Regions from separate parts of the Homo sapiens genome. Here region 2 is linked to region 1. The links are chromatin loops, found by intact Hi-C in ENCODE. Cell type or tissue: heart left ventricle. All regions are shown on one strand. Links, peaks and the distances in the headings refer to the core of each region. The heading gives the core; the rest is flanking DNA.

Region 1 (9,734 bases), core at 1-8,000:
TAATTTTATTTTCCTCTTAGATACCATTATACTATAGAACCACTGCTCACTTAATTTTTTTCCAACTTATAAACTAAAAGGCAAATAGGATTTCTTTCAGTTGTACCCATTGTTAAACTTTCAAATAGATAAAACTGTTAACATTAGAAAATACCTCTGTAATTTTGGCTTCTCCATTTTTAGCATTTTCATTGTAGTCTTCTTCAACAACTGCTTCTTGCTTGGTTTCAGCAACTGCTTGGGCACTTGTATCTATGTTTTCTTCCATCATATCACTTTTTGTCTTCATTTTCTGCCAAGCAATATAAAACAATGAAAGTAAATATACAATTTAACTGCTGTGTTGATTAAATGGTCACAATTATTTTACCAGCTGTTGTAATAATTTATGCAAACTCTTTAAAGTATCACATATAAATCTGGTATCAACAAAATTATCATATAATATCTTCATTGTAAATTTCATTGTAAGCCTAAAGCAGGATTAAAAATGAACAATGTTCCCTTGATATAAACAAAATAAATTTCCTTTTAAGTTGAGTGATATAGATGAGAGGCAACCAGTTAGAATGCTGACTAGTTGCTGCCAAGGACAAACTGCTGGCATCAGGTTAGACTGATCAATTAATTCCCTCTGTCTAGAGAGGGTCAGTTTATTTCTGTCAAGTCTAATTAATAAGGAACAGGGTTTTGTTGATCGTTACGCCTCCATTGGTAATAATTAAGAGAAATGCTGTTAGTGAGAACAACAATTTAGATATATTTTTAAAAGACCTTATGGTGATGTAAGTGTTTCAATCTTTGTATCTACAAGTTTGGAATGCCCTGATTCATGACGACTTCACCAAGAAAATTTTTGCCTACCTGTGTATGTAATAGAAAGACCACTGGATTGAGGGGCCGGAAAACCTGTGTTTGAATTCTAGATCTGCCACTTATGTGATGTGATCTTGAGCAAAGGCATAAGTATCTTTGAGGCTGTTATTTTCATATATAAAAAGAGAGTAATACCACCCACCTCACGGGGATGTTACAAGGAGAAAATGAGAAAACACATGAAAAAAATGCTTTAGAAACTGTAATTTGTAATTTAGATATAAGTTATTACTCTTTTAACACATGAGAAACAGAGCCAAGGAGGGTAAAGTCTATGGTTATATAGTATATGTTTTAGTCTAGCCCTATTTTTCTTTTCTTTTCTTTTTTTTCCGTTTTTTTTTTTTTTTTTGAGACAGGGACTCCCTCTGTCGCCCAGGCTGGAGTGAGGCAATCTCTGCTCACTGCAACCTCCTCCTCCCAGGCTCAAGCAATCCTCCCACAACAGCCTCCCAAGCAGCTGGGACTACAGGCATGCCCGGCTAATTTTTGTATTTTCTGTGGTGATGGTGATTTTCTATGTTGCCCAGGCTGGTCTCAAACTCCTACGTTCAAGCAATCTGCCCATCTCAACCTTCCAGAGTACTCAGATTACAGGTGTAAGCCACCACGTCTGGCCTTACTTTTCTTTTTAAAAGAAAATATGCTGTATTTACTGTTTTAAAAACTAGTAAGTTGAATATTTAACCTTATATAATAGTGGACTTGAAAAGTAAAATGCAGAAAAAAAAACCTTCTTTTCTTTTGTCACCATTAAATATATCAATTATTACTAAAACTTCAATTTCCCTAAGTTTAGCAATATTTTTTAATAAAGGATTTCATTTATGAACATAATGACAGTTTATACTTTCTTCAACTACAAAGTGATAGGATTAGATGCTCTCTAATGTTTCTCATAGCTTTAACCTTTTATGATTTCAGGAATTCAATCAATATTCTTATGTATTAAGCAATTAGCAGTAAACTAAATATTGAGATTATATCTATTTCTACATGCCTTTAGCCATAACACCAGAGTATATAAGTCCATACAAAATCAATTGTGTCCATTTAAAATTAACATATGCAAATACATCTTACATATATTATATATATAATTATATATAATCTTATATACTTTGCCAACTGTAAAATATTATCAAATGTTAGTTACTACTTTTATTACAAAGCACAACTTTGGGGTTACTACTGTTTTCACCTTTTGTTTTCCCAGGGAAACAGTATTGTCACTATATGATAGCAAAGGCATGTACATTTAATGGGCCTATCCAACTGAAATTGTTTTGTCTCTACCCAGTGAAAATGTCAAAACACTGTGGACAATCACAAAACAGAACAAATAATCCCCACCCAAGGGGTTTACATGTATCATATGATAGAATATAATATATTACTAACTGAACAAAATATAAGCAAAGTAAAATGATCAGCTGTATGCCATTTCAAAAATTATTTTTGAAAAAAAAAGCAAATTTATTTCAATATTCTACGTTGAATATTTACCCTTGAACTTGATGTTCTTTTAGGCTTCACCTCTGGTGTAACTGGCACAAGCATCTGCTTCAAGTTGTGGGAAAAGAAAAGAAAAGGAAAAAAATCATATTTGAAGAAAGAACGCTAAAAATGAAATCCAACCTCTGAATTAAAATAAATGAGTATTAGGAAAAAAAATACATTTCCTTGGTGTGAAAGTTTTTCTTAAAACTTCAAAAATAAATCGTGTATTGAATATTTTAGGATTCCCTAAATTTTAAAATGACGTTTCACAATACATGGGCTGCTTTTTGAAAAGATTACTTACAGCAGACAACCTGGCAGATCTTCTCTTTGGCTATAAGTTAAAAACAAAAATCTGTTAAGAGAATTATGGATACAAAAAGCTAGAATTATTTTTATTGAGGTCAAAATATTTGGTGTAACAATACATAAATATTGTCATTAAGTAATTGTGAATTTGGTTAGAAAATACAAGAGAAATATAAGTTTTGATTTTTCCGTCCTCTGAACACTTTACATACTAAGGAAAAAGTCCCAAATTAAGCTTAAGCAGCTAGGCTAAATTAACACAGTAGCTAGTAACAAGGAGCACATTTAGAAATGAAAATATAGCCTTTTCTTGCCAAATGACAAAGCAATTATTTTGCTTAAAAGGAAGAAGTTCTCTCCACATCTGAACAAGCACAATAAGGTCTTAAATTCGAAGAAGCTTGCAGTTTTTAATACTTACTATATATACATTTTTTTCACACTCAGTATATTTTTATTGTGCATTAATTAGATTAAAATTAATAATATGCATTGACCAAAATATTAGATTAACAAGGCCATAAAGGTAAACTGAGAGGTTTCTTTAATATAATTGTCGCACAACAATGATTCTCGCTTTGTAGGACATATAGAAGATGGCATACTCTAGGAGTTAGAACAATATATATTTAATGCAATAACAAAAACTATATAGTACTTTAAGAAATGTTTCACATATGTGAACAGTCATTTAGAGCCTCAACTTTCTAAAGTAAGCAACATGTAAGCCTGTAAAGTACACACACCAAATCATAGTCTAACCCACAAAACACCCAAATAAAATATTAGCACATCTCTATTGTCAAGAATATTTCCGTACCATCATTTCTATAAAAAAAAGTGAAAAAGCCTTTTCTTTTATTCTGAATGGCAATTTTAAAAAGTCCTCTCTTCTGAAATTCGGATATATATTTTTGAGAGATCCCACTGGTATACCATATTGGAACTCATATTGTACAAATATACCAACCAGCATCTATTTTTTAGCTGCTTATGTCAAGTTTATAAAACGAGTGGTTTTTCCTAATAGATGCTAAGACTAAAGAAACTCACCTCCTGCCTCATATCACCTTGACCTGCAGCCTACACAGAGGAGAAAACCACACAGAAATAAGGTCATTGATATAAACACATAAATCAGAAAATACTGCCTGCGGATTACAAATTTCAATATAATTGCTTATTACTTTCTCCTGGGTTCCTGCTCAAGTAGACACGTGTTGTTTCTTAGGAACCATGCTACATACTGCTGTTTTACTAATGTGCACCAAGATGCAAGTGCATGCACAAGACATACTTTTACACAATTGATAGTTAATTTCATCCTTTTGTGTAAATTGCATCTCCTAAAAGCAAACCTTTGTAATTTTGAAATCCACCTGCTTTAGATAATGTAAAAGCCAAAAATGTGGGGGTGGGTCAAATGAAGGCGGAGCTTCATGCAATTTCGCTTTCTTGCCTTATGTTTGCCATGCAATTGTACCTATCTTATCCTCTCCACTGATTCTGGACTATTTTCTCCAAGTTTTGCATGCAAGAATTACAGCCCCCACAGTGTTTTCTTGGGGAGACCTCTTTGTTACAAAGTCAATGCTTTATTCTAAGAAACTGGCCGCCGATTTTAAAACTTCCCGCCACTACCTGCTTTAAGGTTGCTGTCAGCTCTGGAAAACAGCAAGACCTACTGCACAAGTATAGAAAAGCACAGTGGCGGGAATCTCAGGAAGGGGGGATGGTGATTAGAAACAGTTGTTTTCCATATCTGAGCAGCCCTTTAGCCTGAGAATTATCAAGCTATTGCACGATTCAGACAGCCACAGAGCACGGGGGAATTTCAGTATTATTCCTATGTTTTAGGAATAAGGAAGGCGGAGTTGTTTATAGGAATAATCCAAAAACAATCATAATGTCTTAGCATAGTGTTATACGGTTTTACCAAGCAATGAAACAGCGTTCGATTTCACTTCTAGGGGACTAAGAAAAAAACGCCGAGCGTGAACTTGTTTCCTGTCTGCGAGGAGCCAGGAATTGTGAAGTGAGGGTTTGCAGAAGACCTGTGGAGCTCGAAAGGCTCAGATCAATTCTGCACTACTAAAGTGAACAAATCCATGCTACCCCAACATCAGCAAGTTTATCCGACGCTGTCTCCTTATAATCTTCCCATCTTTAGCTAAAGAGCTTGGAAAGGTCCAGCTTTCTCACCCCTAAAGTTTCTAATTACAGCGGTGAATCTCTGTTCTCTAGGACAGTTTGAAGTCTGCGCCGCCTAATGGCACAGGATTACCATTGCATAGCCATCTGGCCTGACAAGAAGTGGAGGAGGAGGGAAGGAAAAAAAAAAAAGAAAAAAGAAAACGGGAAGAACAAAGGCAAATACAGGAGAAAGCCATGGCTTTCGTTCCCCAGACGGGACGGTTCCCCGAGAAAAGCCGGTGGCAGAGGAGGAAACTGAAGTATGGTTGGGAGAAGTGTTCTCCAATAGGGTAAGCGGAGGAAGGGGGTTGGGGTAGGAAGCGACAGCCCAGCGCTATGGCTGTTTGTAATTCAGCATGGAGACACCTTTCAAGAGATTCTCTCCTTAAACAGAACACTCCAAAAGTGAACTACCAGTTGCATGCAAGACCATCCTAAACCTTACACCGACTGCTCTTTGCCCTTCTACCCCTTTCCGTTTCATTACATCACAAAATGGAAGAAGCCAAAAAGCTTTAAAAAAAACCAAACAAACAAATAAATTCTTCCTATTAGGAAATAGGTAACTCAGCAGCTCATTCCCCGTCTGTCTTTCCATTTCACTTACCTTTCTTTTGGGCATTGTTGTAGCTCTCTATAGGAGATCTTAGTCAGCAGAAAAAAAGCCGAAGGCAGTCACTGCCTGACTGCTCCAAGAGCAAATGAGTTTTCAATGAACTAACTGCAGCACGACCTGTACTCTCCTCTGGAAAAAAAAAAAATCCCTCGTTATTGGCAACATTAAACACGCCAAGACGCAACCAAACTACGTGAATGGTTAACCGGAGTGGGAGCCACATTGGAGTGACAGGCTCTCAGGCCAATAAGAAGAGGCAGCCGGCTTTGAGGGGCGTGGCCCGCGAACTTGCCCGAAGCCCTCGTTCCCTGTCGGCTCTAACCGCTGGTGTAGTGGCGGAGCACGCGAACTTAGCAAGGGCTAAGCGATCAGGAATAAGAACAGCAGGAAAGCCAGAGCTGACTTGATCAGTTTTTTTTTCTTTTATGTTATAATGACAGGCGAAAGCCACAACAGTTGCTTTCTTCACAGCCTCCAAACCCGCCACCCTTCCCTATTCCTAGCGGGATAAGTGCTTTTAAGACCAGTTGAGTCTGGGCTCCGGTCTTTCCCTGCCACCTTTGGCGGGATGGTGTTGAACCGACAAGAACATTCATTCAGAAAGCGCAAAAGAGTGGAGATGTTTCTCTGGTGTGGGAACATCCTGCCAAAGCAGAACTGTGGTGCTGGCAAGAGGAGGGTGCCAAAATGGCGTGTTTTCCGCAGGTGTAGAGTAGCGACAAAACCGGGAGCTATACCGTTATCCCACTTGGAGGAGGTATACGAAGAATTCAGCGGGACTCCGAGGGAAATGTGTAATAGCAGAGGTCTATCCAAATGAAAAACACTGAGAATAGATTTTTAATCTGAAGGTTGCATTTAGTGAAAGGACTCAAGAAGGTGCTATCCACGAAAGTGTTTAGGACTCAGAACCTAGACTAGCATAAAGCCATTGAGGTACTCGCCTCAGGCACAAAATTTAAGCTTGTGACAAAAACCCAGGAGACTAGGATGAGGCGAGTGAGGTGAGTCACGCAAGTGCAGGGTATGATCCTGTCTTTATTTAAATTTTTGATATTTTGTTCATCATGGACTTTTTTGCAAGAATTTTGATATTTAAAAAGATTGTCTAAAAATATTAAGTATCTTCATTACTGAGTTTCTAGGCGGCCCTTTAAAATTTTTGCCAAAGGAGAATGTCTCCATAGCGTCACTCTAGTCCCAGCCATATTTAGGTGACTTTCGACTGTAAGAGAGGCTTATAGGTGCCTTTCAGTGTCAGTTTCTGAGACCTAAAGTTTTCAGGGTTGAGGTGGAGATTGATGAATAAATTACTTGGGAATAAATATGATTAAAATAGAGGATCTAATTCCCCACCGCCCTTTCTCAGAGGCGCCTTGATGTGGTTGTTGTAAGAGCTACCTGTGTATAAAAGTGCTCCCAAACAACAACCCAAATCCTTATCCTGGAGGGTTAATCAAAAAAGAAATTTAACCTTTTGAACAGTTACTTTAGGAAGAATTCATTTGTGTTTATGTAGGTTAAAAAATTTGGAATAATCAGTTTAAGAGATAAACACTGTATCTGCTACAGAGTGCCAAACCATCCCTTCAAGCAAAAATACAGCCTAACAGAATAACCCATTGTAATTATTATATTTACTATTGCTATATTATTTTTATTTTGTTATATATTTATATCATTATTATTATTATTATTGCCCATTCTTCCCCAGCACTGATAGTATGGAATTACATAGATCAGGTAGAATGAGCCTGCGTGACTGCTGCTCAGTTTCCTTCCCCCAACTTCATACTGCATTCTAATTCAAGTAAGTAAATCAGAAAGATATTTAAATTGCTTCCTTCGTCCACAGTTATTGGGATAATCCCTAGATGTTCCTGATGTCACTTTTTGCCCTTATGGTAAAAGCATTCCTGGGTGAACTTAAATATGTTTCAATCATTTTATTCTCCAACAGTTAGAAGATAAGCATAAAAATTGATTTTAATATAAGGATTGCCTCATAAGGATAAGAAGAAAAATGAAGGGAATGAAAATGTGTCAGCAGTGGAATGCATCCATTCAACAAATTCTTATTTAGCATTATTTTGTGAGTCGGATTTTGTTTTTGTAGACTAGCTTATGAAAATGCGAAACCCTGTAGCATGCAAAGTTGCATTACACAGCTTCTGTCTTTAAGGAATTTTATAATTTTGTAGGATTGAGCAAACAGATGCATACCTATTTACAAATCAAAGCTGATTGTATTATCTGAATGGTGCAATCTAAATTCAATAATAAAACAGGAGGGAAGGATCTTTTAGGACTAAGGTAACTTGGCAAAGGGTTTGATTGAGGAAGTGGAATTTGGCTTGCCTGTGAACAGTTCGGTAGACTGTTACATTACAGCAAATGCAGCGGCAGGAAAAGGTTGTACTTGTTCAGGGAACATAGTGCCTAGTCCAAGTGGATTGAAACAAATTATCTTGAGGAGCCTTGGAAGGTAAAGCTTAGAGAAGCAAAGCATAATGTGCAGGTCAGTGAGCTCTAAAACTCCTCTTAAATTTGTCAGCAATTTTCTTTTTTGGCCAGTTTTTTCTTCTTGAAGGCTAACGTGTTGCAACTGTGATTTATATCTTATTAAATTGAAAAAATAGTCATGCATGCAAAAGAACATTTTCTAAGTGTGAAACATTCTTCTGTTTCTTGACCCCAATCCCCCATTTCCTCATGTTCTTCCTTCTAACCATTAACCAGAGCGGTCCTTTACATTAGCAAACCTGTTTAGGCTCTTTGCCTTTGCAGTATTATTACCTCTGACTGCAGCCCCATTCTCAAATATCTTCACCTATCAAATGTTTACCAAACTGTTTAGACCCAATCCAAATATCACCTCTTTGACAAAAGCCTTCTTCAATTATTTTAGCCCTAAGAAATTCTTCCCTGCTGTTATACTATACAATTTAGATTGTACTACTCATAGGACACAAGCAAGCTTGATTTTTCCTTTTTTTCCCAACCACTCCATCAAACTTCTTCAAATTGGGTCAAACTTGTATATACTTATTTCCTTTTGCCTAAATATTTACTCAGCACATCACACTCTACATACCTTCTGTAGAATTTACTACTTTTCCAATATATTTTTCTAAAATTGATAAATTATTCCAGAGTAAAAAGGTTATTTTTGTGTAATTGTCAAAGTGAGACTTTTTACTGGACTATTTTTTTCTAAGATTACGTTGGCTTGTTTCTCTTTTTAATTTATTAATGACTAGGAAAATTGATTGCCTGACAATTCTCCACAGAATTCCCTAATTTTACCTGGCTATTAAGCATGCCTACTACCACTCCCAAAATTTACAGGAACTGTAACGTGTCCATTTAGTAACCAGTTAAAAATGACACAGGAAGATATGAAAATTTATGGATTAAAGGCACCAACATTAAGATATATTGACAGAGAATCCAAAAGAAAATATTATGTATTTATGAGAAAAGGAATGCTAAACAGCCAAGATAAAACAGGTCTTCAAATGTTCTGTATATTCATAGTTTAAAATTATATATATATATGATTAATTAAAAGCATTCTAGATACACTACTTTGCATGCAATGGGATCTCAAAAATACTGATTGACTAGTAAGAAATACTTTATTTTCTCTGTTAAAATATCTCTAATTTTGACCTCATGCAACACCATTATTATTCCTGTTGTATTTTAATAAAATAAAAAATTGGAAAACTATATACTATTGTCAGCAAATAATGCAAGAATTCTATCATATTATTAGAATACAGTGTTTTAGATTTTTTTTGTTGGTATTTTCAGAGGGTAAAATAAATCCAAGTCTACAGTGAGCCAAATACATCAATACACTTATTTCTGAGCCTTGTTTAAGATTGATATCAGAAATTTATTTGAATTGATGATGCCACTTAGCTGAGACTGACTCTGGAAAAACTGTAATTCTGGTGACCCAAATCTTCCTATGTCCTATGTTTATTTGCAGCAGGCCAAAGACTAATAAAATACTGAATTAAAGAGTAGCCACTGATATGACAGATAGATTATTTTTCCAGTGGTAAAAGTAAATTGAGCTGCTTTCTAGGGGTAAAAGGAATATAATACATTTTATGTTTCTATTTGTAAAATTTCTACCGACTTTTAAAGTAACAATTTAAAAGAATGCTATTTTTAGGCTTTCAGACATTCAAGTTTAGCAGATACTAATAGAGATTTTCTAGTTTCAATA
Region 2 (9,989 bases), core at 1,093-9,092, 260 kb after region 1:
CTTCTCTCCTGCCACTTCAGACCATTAAGACTGCTCTTTAATATATAAATATATATAGGACATCCATTTCAGCAATGCTAACATCCAAACAAAGAATAACAAAATAAATCTCATTACTTGTTACATTTAGTAATCTAGATGTTCCAGACTATGAGAACTGATAGCTGACTTATACAGAGCAGTGGCCAAACTAGCCAGTGTGAAGAGCCCTAGACAAATAAAAATCTCAGGAAGGGATATAAATGTTTATATGTTCTACAGAAAAATAGCATGTTTATAGAGTGATAGATTTCTTACAGCTCATTTCTCAACATGGGATCTACTTCAGAAACACATGAGAAATTTCTCTGAGATAAATTTTATTGGCCTCATCCCTGATCTACTAAACTTGACTTTGAGGTTTGGGCTTGGAAAAGTTATCTGGTTTCTAATACAGACATTTGGTGAAGAACTTCTGACCTAGATTAGCTCCTTCACTGTAAAGATAAGGAAATGTAGAGTAAGAAAGAGTAAATGACTTGCTGAAGGTAACTTTTTTTTCCTTTTCACCTGTATCCATGAACAATGAATGTTGGAGCCTGAGGGAGGTAAGTGGTACAGAAGGGTTCCCCTATTCGAGGGAGTTGCATATTCTAAATGAGAAGATAAGATTAGGAAACATTAAACAAGTAGAAAATAATTCAAGACAATTACTTTTTTTTCCTGAAGAGGTTGGGGGTCTAGGTGAGGAATTGGGAGACCCAATATTGAAGGACACAGATGGATACAGGGTCATCTACCCTTGCTTTGCAGAATCTCTCATACAGTATTTCATGGGAAAGATTGGACTCTGTTGAAGTGCAATGTGACTTGGAAATGCAGGTGTGATTTTTATGCTTTTTTAAAAATGTATTTTAGGTGCAAGAGTACATGTGCAGGTTTGTTATGTAGGTAAACTGTGTGTCATGAGAATTTGGTATACAGATAATTTCATCACTCAGGTAATAAATGTAATAACCAGTAGGTAATTTTTTTGTGATCCTCTCTCTCCTCCCACCCACCACCCTCAAGTGGGCCCCAGTGTCTGTTGTTTCTCTCCTAGTATCCATGTGTTCTCATTGTTTAGCTCCCACTTACAAGTGAGAACATGCAGTATTGGTTTTCTTTTTCTGTATTAGTTTGCTTAAGATCATGACCTCCAGCTCTATCCATATTGCTGCCAAGGAAATGATCTCATTCTTTTTTATGGCTGCATAGTATTCAGTAGTGTATATGTACCACATTTTCTTAATCTAGTCTACTGTTGATGGACATTTAGGCTGATTTTATGTCTTTGTTATTGTGGAGAGTGATGCAAACGTACATGTGCATGTGTCTTTATGATAGAATTATTTATATTACTTTGGTTATATACCCAGTAATGAGATTGCTGGGTTGGAAGGTAGTTCTGTTTGTAGCTCTTTGAAGAATTGCCATGCCGCTTTCCACAATGGTTGAACTAATTTACACTTCCACCAACAAAATAAGCGTTCCCTTTTCTCCACGATCTCTCCAACATCTGTCATTTTTTGACTTTTTAATAATAGTCATTCTGACTGGTGTGAGATGGTATCTCATTGTGGCTTTGATTTGTATTTCTCTAATGATTAGTGATATGGAGTAATTTTTCATATGCTTGTTGGCCGCATGTATGTCTTCTTTTGAAAAGTGTCTGGTCATGTCCTTTGCCCACTTGTTAATGGGGTGGTTTGGGGGGTTTTGGTAAATTTGTATAAGTTCCTTATAGTTTCTGGATATTAGACCTTTGTTGGATGCACAGTCTGCAAATAATTTCTGCCACTGTGTAGGTTTTCTGTTTATGCTGTTGATAGTTTCTTTTCTTTGCAGAAGCTCTTTAATTAAATTACGTTTGTCAATTTTTGTTTTGTTGCAATTGCTTTGGTGTCTTCATCATGAAATCTTTGCCAGGCTCTATATCCAGATTGATATTTCCTAGGTTATCTCCAAGGATTTTTACAATTTCAGGTTTTACATTTAAGTCTTCAATCCATCTTGCATTGATTGTTGTATGTAGTGTAAGGTAGGGGTCTGGTTTCAATCTTCTGCATATGGCTAGCCAATTATCCCAGCACCATTTATTGAATGGGGAGTCCTTTGCTCTTACAATTTTTCACACTTAGAATAAATATTAAAAGTATCCTATGAAAAGTCTATAAAAGGCTTAACCTGAGCAGGCAAGCCGTTTTCTGACTTCATCTTTAGCATTTATTAGACACAATGCAAAACTTTTGGATGATCCCCCCAAAATCACATACTTAATACCCTTAAAACAGATAAGACAAGGAACGTACCTAATTGTAATGGATTTGATTCAAAATGGTGCAAGACTTGTTAAAGAAGCATAATGGAAGAGAAATAAAACTATGCGCTGATTTTCTACGAGTAAGGCAGTGTTGTCTTCCTTTAGGAAGAAGTGACTAGTGCAGAAGAGAAAGAAAAGGATGTTGGAGTCTCATGTGTGGAAAGAACAACTAATTATAGGAATAGTTCCTCAGTTGGAAAGGACAGAAAAACACAGTTCTGAGGAACAGGTACAGAAGCCAGAAAGAAGGCTTCTCTAAGAGAATTTTACAAAGTAATCAAGAAAATAATGATAAAGTTCTGAATAATTATTTTAGATTTCCTGCTCTCTATTTAAACTTAGACTAGCTTGGACCAGTTAGCTTTTTAAGGTTTCTTTTTCCGCTCTATTATTATCAGGGGAGGCAGAAGAGAAAAAAGAACATCAGAGGTGAGGTCAGATTAATCAGGCTCACATTATAGATTGCCTATTATCAGAGCTTTTGGGAGTCACTGCCTCATCTGTAAAATCAGGTTACTACTTTTCCTACTTATACCTCAAAGGAATATTGTGAAAATTATATATGCATATATATTGATAAATATATACTCTGCATATATAAAAATATATAATATGTATATATACTCTGCACATATATATATATATGTAAAATGTGTTTGGAGGTGCTTTGTAAACCAACAGCAAAGTCTGTACAAATGTTAAAATATTATTCATGCAGTTTTTTAACTTTCTTTCCCTCCTGCAAATTCCAAAGGTTCTTAAGTTTCTTGTAACTCATTCTAGAGATTGAAGTAAATATAACAATAGTAATGATAGTAACAATAATGTAACATCTATTGAGTGCTTATTATGTGTCAAGCAACATTTGTAGGTGATTTACCAGAAATAACTAATTTAATCCATATGATGGAAAATTATATTTGAGGTTACAATTTTCTTTGTACACCAGAAAACAGTTTCTAGGTTGCTGTCTTAGTCTTTTGGGGCTGCTATAATAAAATAACATAGATGGATGGCTTAAACAACAGATACATATTTTCTCACAGTTGTGGGGGCGAGAAGTCCGAGATCAAGGTGAGAGATTCTGTTCATAGTAAGCCCTCTTCCTAGCTTTCAGACTACCACCTTCTCATTGTATCTTCATGTGGTGGAGAGAGCTCTGGTCACCCTCTCTTCTTATAAGGATACTAATCACATCATGAGGACCCTACCCACCTGACCTCATCTAACTCTAATTACCTCCCAAAAGTTCTGCTTCTGAATATATCATATTATTGGGTATAATTATAACATATAAATTTGGGGGAGATACACTCAGTCCTTAACAGTTGGAAATGAAGATGTTAGATTATGCTGTAGTACTGACTAACTTCCAGAGATGTTGTTACTGAAGATACCCCCAAATGTGCTAATCTTCATCAAGCATCCTATTTTCTCATGAGAGTCTCCTATCTTCCAGAGTGTTTATGCAAACACTCCTACCATAATAGTTCTTTGACTTCTAGTCCATTGATACCTCTGACTTTTTCCTTTATGGTAGCCTCCTTCTATTTTCACTTTCCTTCCCATCTATTTCAGATTTCATGAACCATTTATTTCAATAACTATCTTGACAAACAGGCACTACTTGTGAAAAGGTGGTCTGTTGTATTCGCTTTCTCCTAAATTCCTTTATAACCCACAGCTTTTGTGTAAGCCAGGGAAAGATAAGGGTGCTTGATCTGTGTTTAATGTGTGTCTTAGCCTCTACACTATGCCTGTCTTGTTTCCTGTTACAACTTCCAGGCCTAGCATGGTGTCTGTTACATATTTATCAAAGGAATAAATAAATTAATCATACCAGAATTAGGACCAGCTTATAGGCATTCAAGATAGATTTTGGATCATTAAAAAAATATTCGAACAATTAGAACAGTCCAAAATAGGATGGGCTGCATTATGAATTCTGAATTTCTATGTCACTGAAGATATTCAGGGAGGGCGTAGGTACAGTTAAGGAGAGTGCATGAGACCAGGTGTTTTATGAAGTCTTATCCAATCCTGGATTCTGTTATCTAGAAATAAAACTTGCATAAGGGACTGGAAGTTCATTCATGAAAGAAGAAAATATGAGTAGTTTTTGATTACACATTTAAATTTGACAGTAAAGTTTTAAAATTTGTTCTACTATATTAGTAGAATTTACGCAGGAATACTGACTTTCGTAAGCCATTTATTCAAGTGTTCCAAAAGTCATTATTTTTCCATAACCAAACTTCATTTCAACCTTGGGTTTTGAGTCCACCTAGTGGCTGAAATTTGCTATTAATCAATTCTGGGTAAGCTCAAGTAACTTTAAGGTTTCTCAGTTATTTTAGGGCTCAAATTCAGTCTAACAAGAGCTTGTCCTCACCTCATCCTCTTTCCCCAGTGTGGCATAAACATTTCCAGCTGCTCAAATAGTATCATGGCATCTGCAAGGAGGCACTTAGTCATTAATGTCTGTCCATACTGGCATCCGCTAAAGCGTGGAAATCCATCTCTCTTTAGCTAATGTTTCCCCTATGCTAGAACCTGCTGAGATGGCTTCAAATACATATTTTATTTGCCCAAACTACACTTCACCTAATCCCCCACCCTCTGCAGTATTTACTTCTCAAAATCAAAATCACAACCCGTCAGGATTTCTCTCTTTTTCTCTCCCTCTCTCTCCCATCCCCTCTCTTGTTGTACTTCATCATTTTTTGGTAGTATGAGAAAATATAACTACCCCTTTATCATGCTGTGCCATGTGAAGTTCCCTCCATCCCTGTTAACATGTTGATGCAGGGAAGCTACTGTCTTCCAGGATTCTAAGTCTAAAGAAGGACGCATGCACCCTCATTTTTCAGATATTCTGTTCTCAGAACCCTTTCTAAGAAACCATAGCTGGAGTAAGACTGTATTATTGTCTGTGATGCTTTACCTCCCTAGTCTAGTCTATGAAGCTCATAGGTGGAAATATGCTTCTTATGCCAGCTTCTATTATTCTCAACATTTTTTTTTGAGACAGGGTCTCACTCTGTTGCCCAGGCTGGAGTGCAGTGGCACGGGGTGCTCACGGCTCACTGCAGCCTCAACCTCCCTGGCACAGGTGATTCTCTCACCTCAGCCTCCCGCGTAGCTGGGACTACAGGCATGTGCCACCACATTGGGCTAATGAAAAAAATATTTTTTGTAGACAGGGGTTTTCACCATGTTGCCCAGGCTGGTCTGTAACTCTTGGGCTCAAGGGATCCTCCCTCCTCTGCCCCTCAAAGTGTTGGGATTATAGGCATGAGCCACTGGGCACAGCCAAGACTATTATTTATAGTATAATTTTGGCTACTGATGCCCAGAGTATTTTTTAATAACAGATTTATAATTCACGCACCATAAATTACATCTGTTTCACTTTAAAATGTACAATGTTTGTTTGTACATTTTTGTTTCATTTGTTTTTAGTATGGTCACAAAGTTGTGCAATCATCACCACTATCTAATTTCAGAACATTTTGGTTACCCCAAAAATAAACTCCATGCTCATTAACAGTCAGTTCCTATTACTCTCTCCTCCAAGTTCTTGGCAACTACTAATCTACTTTCTGTTTCTGTGAATTTGTCTTTCCTGGACACTTCATATAAATTGAATCATGAAATAAATGGCCATTTGTGACTGGCTTTTTTCATGTAGTATAATGCTTTCAAGTTTCATCCATGTTGTAGCATGTTATAAGTACTTCATTCTTTTTTATGGCTGAAAAATACTTCGTTGTGTGAATATACAAAATTTTGTTTACCCATGTATCGGTTGATGAGCATTTTGATTTTTAACAGTTTTTTTGTTATTATAAATAGTGTAGTTATGAACATCTGTGTAAAAGTTTTTGTGTGGGTATATGTTTTCATTTATCTTGGTTATATGTATAAAAGCGGAAATGCTGGGTTCTATGGTAACTGCTATGTTTAACTTTTTGAGGAAATGCCAAATTGGTTTTCCCAGAATTCCACCATATTCCGTTCCAATCGACGATGTTTGAGCATTCTAATTTTTCCACTTTATCATCATTCGTTATTGTCCATTTTTTAATCATAGCCATTCTAGTCAGTCTGAAGTGATATCTCATGGTGTTTTGATTTGCATTTCCCTGATGACTAATGATGTGGAGCATTTTTTCATGTGTTTGTTAGCCTTCTGTATATCTTTTCTAGAAAAATATCTAAACTTTTTTTCTTACTTATAAATTGAATTTTTTGCCTTTTTGTGGTTGAGTAGTAATAGTTCTTCACATATTCTGGATACTATACCTTTATCAGTTATATAATTTCTAAATATTTTCTCCCATTCTATGTATTATATTTTCACTGTCTTGATCATGTTCTTTTACACACAAAATTATTTAATTTTGAAGTTCAATGTATATATTTTTTCTTTGGTTACTTGTGCTTTGTCATGTCTAACAAGGCTTTGCCAAATCCAATATAACAAAGTTTGCACTTATGTTTTCTTCTGAGTGTTTTATCATTTTAGTGCCTATATTTAGGTCTATGATTCATTTTGAGTAAATTTTTGTTTATGGTATGAAGTAGGAGTCCAACTTCCTTGTTTTGCATGAGAATATCTAGTTGTTAGGGTACTATTTGCTGAAAGGACTATTCTTTCCCCATTAAATTCTCCTGACACCCTTGGCGAAAATCAATGTACCCTAAATATGAAGGCTTTATTCTTATATTCTTAATTCCATTTCATTGAGCTATATGTTTCTCTTTATGCCAGTACTATACAGTCTTGATTGCTTTAGTTTAGTAGCAGCCTTTTAAAATCATAAAGTATAACTCTTTTAACTTTTTCTTCTTTTCCAAGATTGTTTTGACTTTTTTCAGTGTTAATTAATAAATTTTTATTAGAACACAGCCATGTCTATTTCTTTACATATTGTCTATGGCTGCCTTCATGCTCCAAAGACAGAGTTGGGTAGTTGAAATGGAGACCATGTAACTTACAAAACTAAAGGTACTTACTCTCTAGTCCATTACAAACATAATTTGCTGGCTTCTGTTCTACAAATATATTTCTTCCAAGGCTATAGATTATATAGTTTTTAAGTGTTACAAACTTATCATATTACAGTTCTGTAAGTTAGAGATCTGACACAAGTCTCACTGGGCCAAAATCAAGGTGTTAGCTGGACTGTGTTCCTTCTGGAGGCTCTAAGAGATAATTTATTTTGTCTTTTCAAGCTTCTAGAGCTGCCACATTCCTTGTCTCATGGCTCCATCCTCCATTTTCTTTTTTTATTTTTAATTTTTTAAAACGTACCATCATTACCATTTTAAATATACAGTTCAGTGGCAATAAATACACTTATGTCCTTTTTTGTTCCCTCCTCTTCCACTCCCCTCTCCTCTTCTGGCCTCTGGTAATCAATGCTCCACTTGCTACCTCCATGAGATAAACTTTTTTAGTTCCTATATATGAGTGGGAACATGCAATATTTGTCTTTCTGTGCTTGCCTTACTTCACGTAACATAATGGCCTCCAGTTCCATCAATGTTGCTGCAAATGACAGGATTTTATTCTTTTTTTACGACTGAATGATATTGCATTGTTTATGTATCACGTTTTCTTTATCCATTCATCCACTGATGGGCACTTAGGTTAATTCCATATTTTGGGTATTGTGAATATTGCTGTTTTGACTATTCTGAGTCCTGTGCACTTCCATATAAATTTAAGGATCATCTGGTCAATTTCTACCAAAAAAATGCTATCCAGGATTTTGATATGGATTGCTTTTCAATTTGAGAGTATTGTCATGTTAAAAACACTAAGCTGTCTAATCCATGAATGAGCTATTGTCTTTTTCTTTATTTAGGTCTTTTAAAATTTCTTCCAACAATGTTTTGTTATTTTCAGAAAATAAGTTTTGAAATTCTCCCATTAAATTAATTCTTATTCTTTTATTTTTTATAGTATTATAAATAGAATCTCTTTGTTAATTTTACTTCCAGATTATTCACTGCTAATGTAGAGAAACACAATTTTTTTTTCAATATTGGTATTGTATTCTGCAATCCTGTTGAAGTTCAATCTTGTTCAAATTGTTTGATTGTTTTAATTATTATTTGGTGGATTCCTTAGGATTTTCTAGTTACAACATACTGTCATCCACAAATAGAGGTAGTTTTACTTCTTATTTACAAGCTGTATTACTTTATTTTTTTTTCTTAGTCAAATTGTCCTGGCTCAAAGATACCTATTTGTTGGCATATGGTATATTGCATTTCCTTATCATCTTTTCTATTTTTATAAGTTCAGTAACAATGTTCCCTGTTTATTCCTAATGTTAGTAGTTTGCAGCTTTCCTTTTTTTCTCTGTCCATGTTGATAAAGTTTGGCCATATTTCTTGATGTTTTCAATGAACAAACATTTGAGTTTGTTGATTTTTCTCTATTGTTTTTATTCTCTATTTCATTTATTTATATACTAATACTTATTATTTCCTCCTTCTCTTGGTTTGTGTTTAGATTGTTTTTCTATTTTTAATTCTTAGGGTGAAAGGTTAAGGTATTTGTTTGAGATCTTTATTGTTTTTGGAATATTAAAAAGAAGCCTTTCCTTTAAGCTTTAGATTTCACTGTATCTTAGTGTTTTGGTATGTTGTGTTTTCATTTATATCAATCTACAGATATTTTCAAACTCATTTTGGGATTCCTTCTTTAATCCATTGGCTATTTAGGAGTGTGCCATTTAATTTCTACATATTTGTGAATTTACAAATATTCTCCTGATATTTATTTCTAGTTTTTTGACCCCAACCCTCCTCTCACCCTCCACCCTCCAGTAGGTCCTGATGTGTATTGTTCCCTTCTTTGTGTCCATGTGTACTCAATGTTTAGCTCTCACTTACAAGTGAGAATATGCAGTATTTGGTTTTCCGTTCCTGTGTTAATTCTCTTAGGATAATAGCCTCCAGCTCTATCCATGTTGCTGCAATAAACACAATATCATTGTTTTTTTATAGCTATGTAGTATTCCGTGGTGTATATGTACCACATTTTCTTTACCCAGTTTACCATTCATAGGCATCTAGGTTGATTTAACGTCTCTGTTACTATGAATAGTGTTGCAATAACCATATGTGTGCATGTGTGTCTTTTTTTTTTTTTTTTTTTTTTTTGAGACGGAGTCTCACTCTGTCGCCCAGGCTGGAGTACAGTGGCGTGATCTCGGCTCACTGCAATCTCCGCCTCCCGGGTTCACGCCATTCTCCTGCCTCAGCCTCCCGAGTAGCTGGGACTACAGGCGCCCACCACCATGCCCGGCTAATTTTTTGTATTTTTAGTAGAGACGGAGTTTCACCGTGTTAGCCGGGATGGTCTCGATCTCCTGACCTTGTGATCCGCCCGCCTCGGCCTCCCAAAGTGCTGGGATTACAGGCGTGAGCCACCGCGCCCGGCCACATGTGTGTCTTTATGGTAGAATAATTTATGTCCCTTTGGGTATATACCCAATAATGGAATTTCTGGGTCAAATGGTAGTTCTGTTTTAAATTCTTGGAGAAATTTCCAACCTGCTTTCCACAGTGGCTGAACTAATTTATATTTCCTCCAGAAGTGTGCAAGCATTCTCTTTTCTCTGCAACCTCA

The links. Hi-C counts contacts between places; a loop is a spot of excess contacts. Peaks named below come from ENCODE experiments on the same cell type or tissue, not always from the same donor. Only the 100,000 strongest peaks of a DNase experiment are listed, where the experiment ranks them.
Region 2: a loop joins it to region 1, with 6 times the contacts of the local background. A loop is called at or near these places in 4 of 110 quality-filtered maps.

Annotation. Positions count from the first base shown.
Region 1 is chrX:81,116,050-81,125,783 of GRCh38, forward strand. HMGN5 (high mobility group nucleosome binding domain 5) reads right to left here. Exons shown (of 7, transcript NM_030763.3): 2 at 5,486-5,623; 3 at 3,739-3,768; 4 at 2,681-2,710; 5 at 2,383-2,436; 6 at 155-292. The coding sequence starts at 5,500. Among named protein-coding and RNA genes, the nearest start is that of HMGN5, 81 kb to the right of the region's middle. RefSeq lists an enhancer at 5,903-6,132. In heart left ventricle, for the core only: a CTCF peak has its summit at 4,961; a DNase peak (open chromatin) is centred at 5,772; H3K4me3 peaks cover 2,601 bases; H3K27ac peaks cover 349 bases.
Region 2 is chrX:81,372,914-81,382,902 of GRCh38, forward strand. No RefSeq gene overlaps it. Among named protein-coding and RNA genes, the nearest start is that of SH3BGRL, 180 kb to the left of the region's middle. In heart left ventricle, for the core only: a CTCF peak has its summit at 4,632 (motif pointing left); no DNase peak of the experiment used is centred there.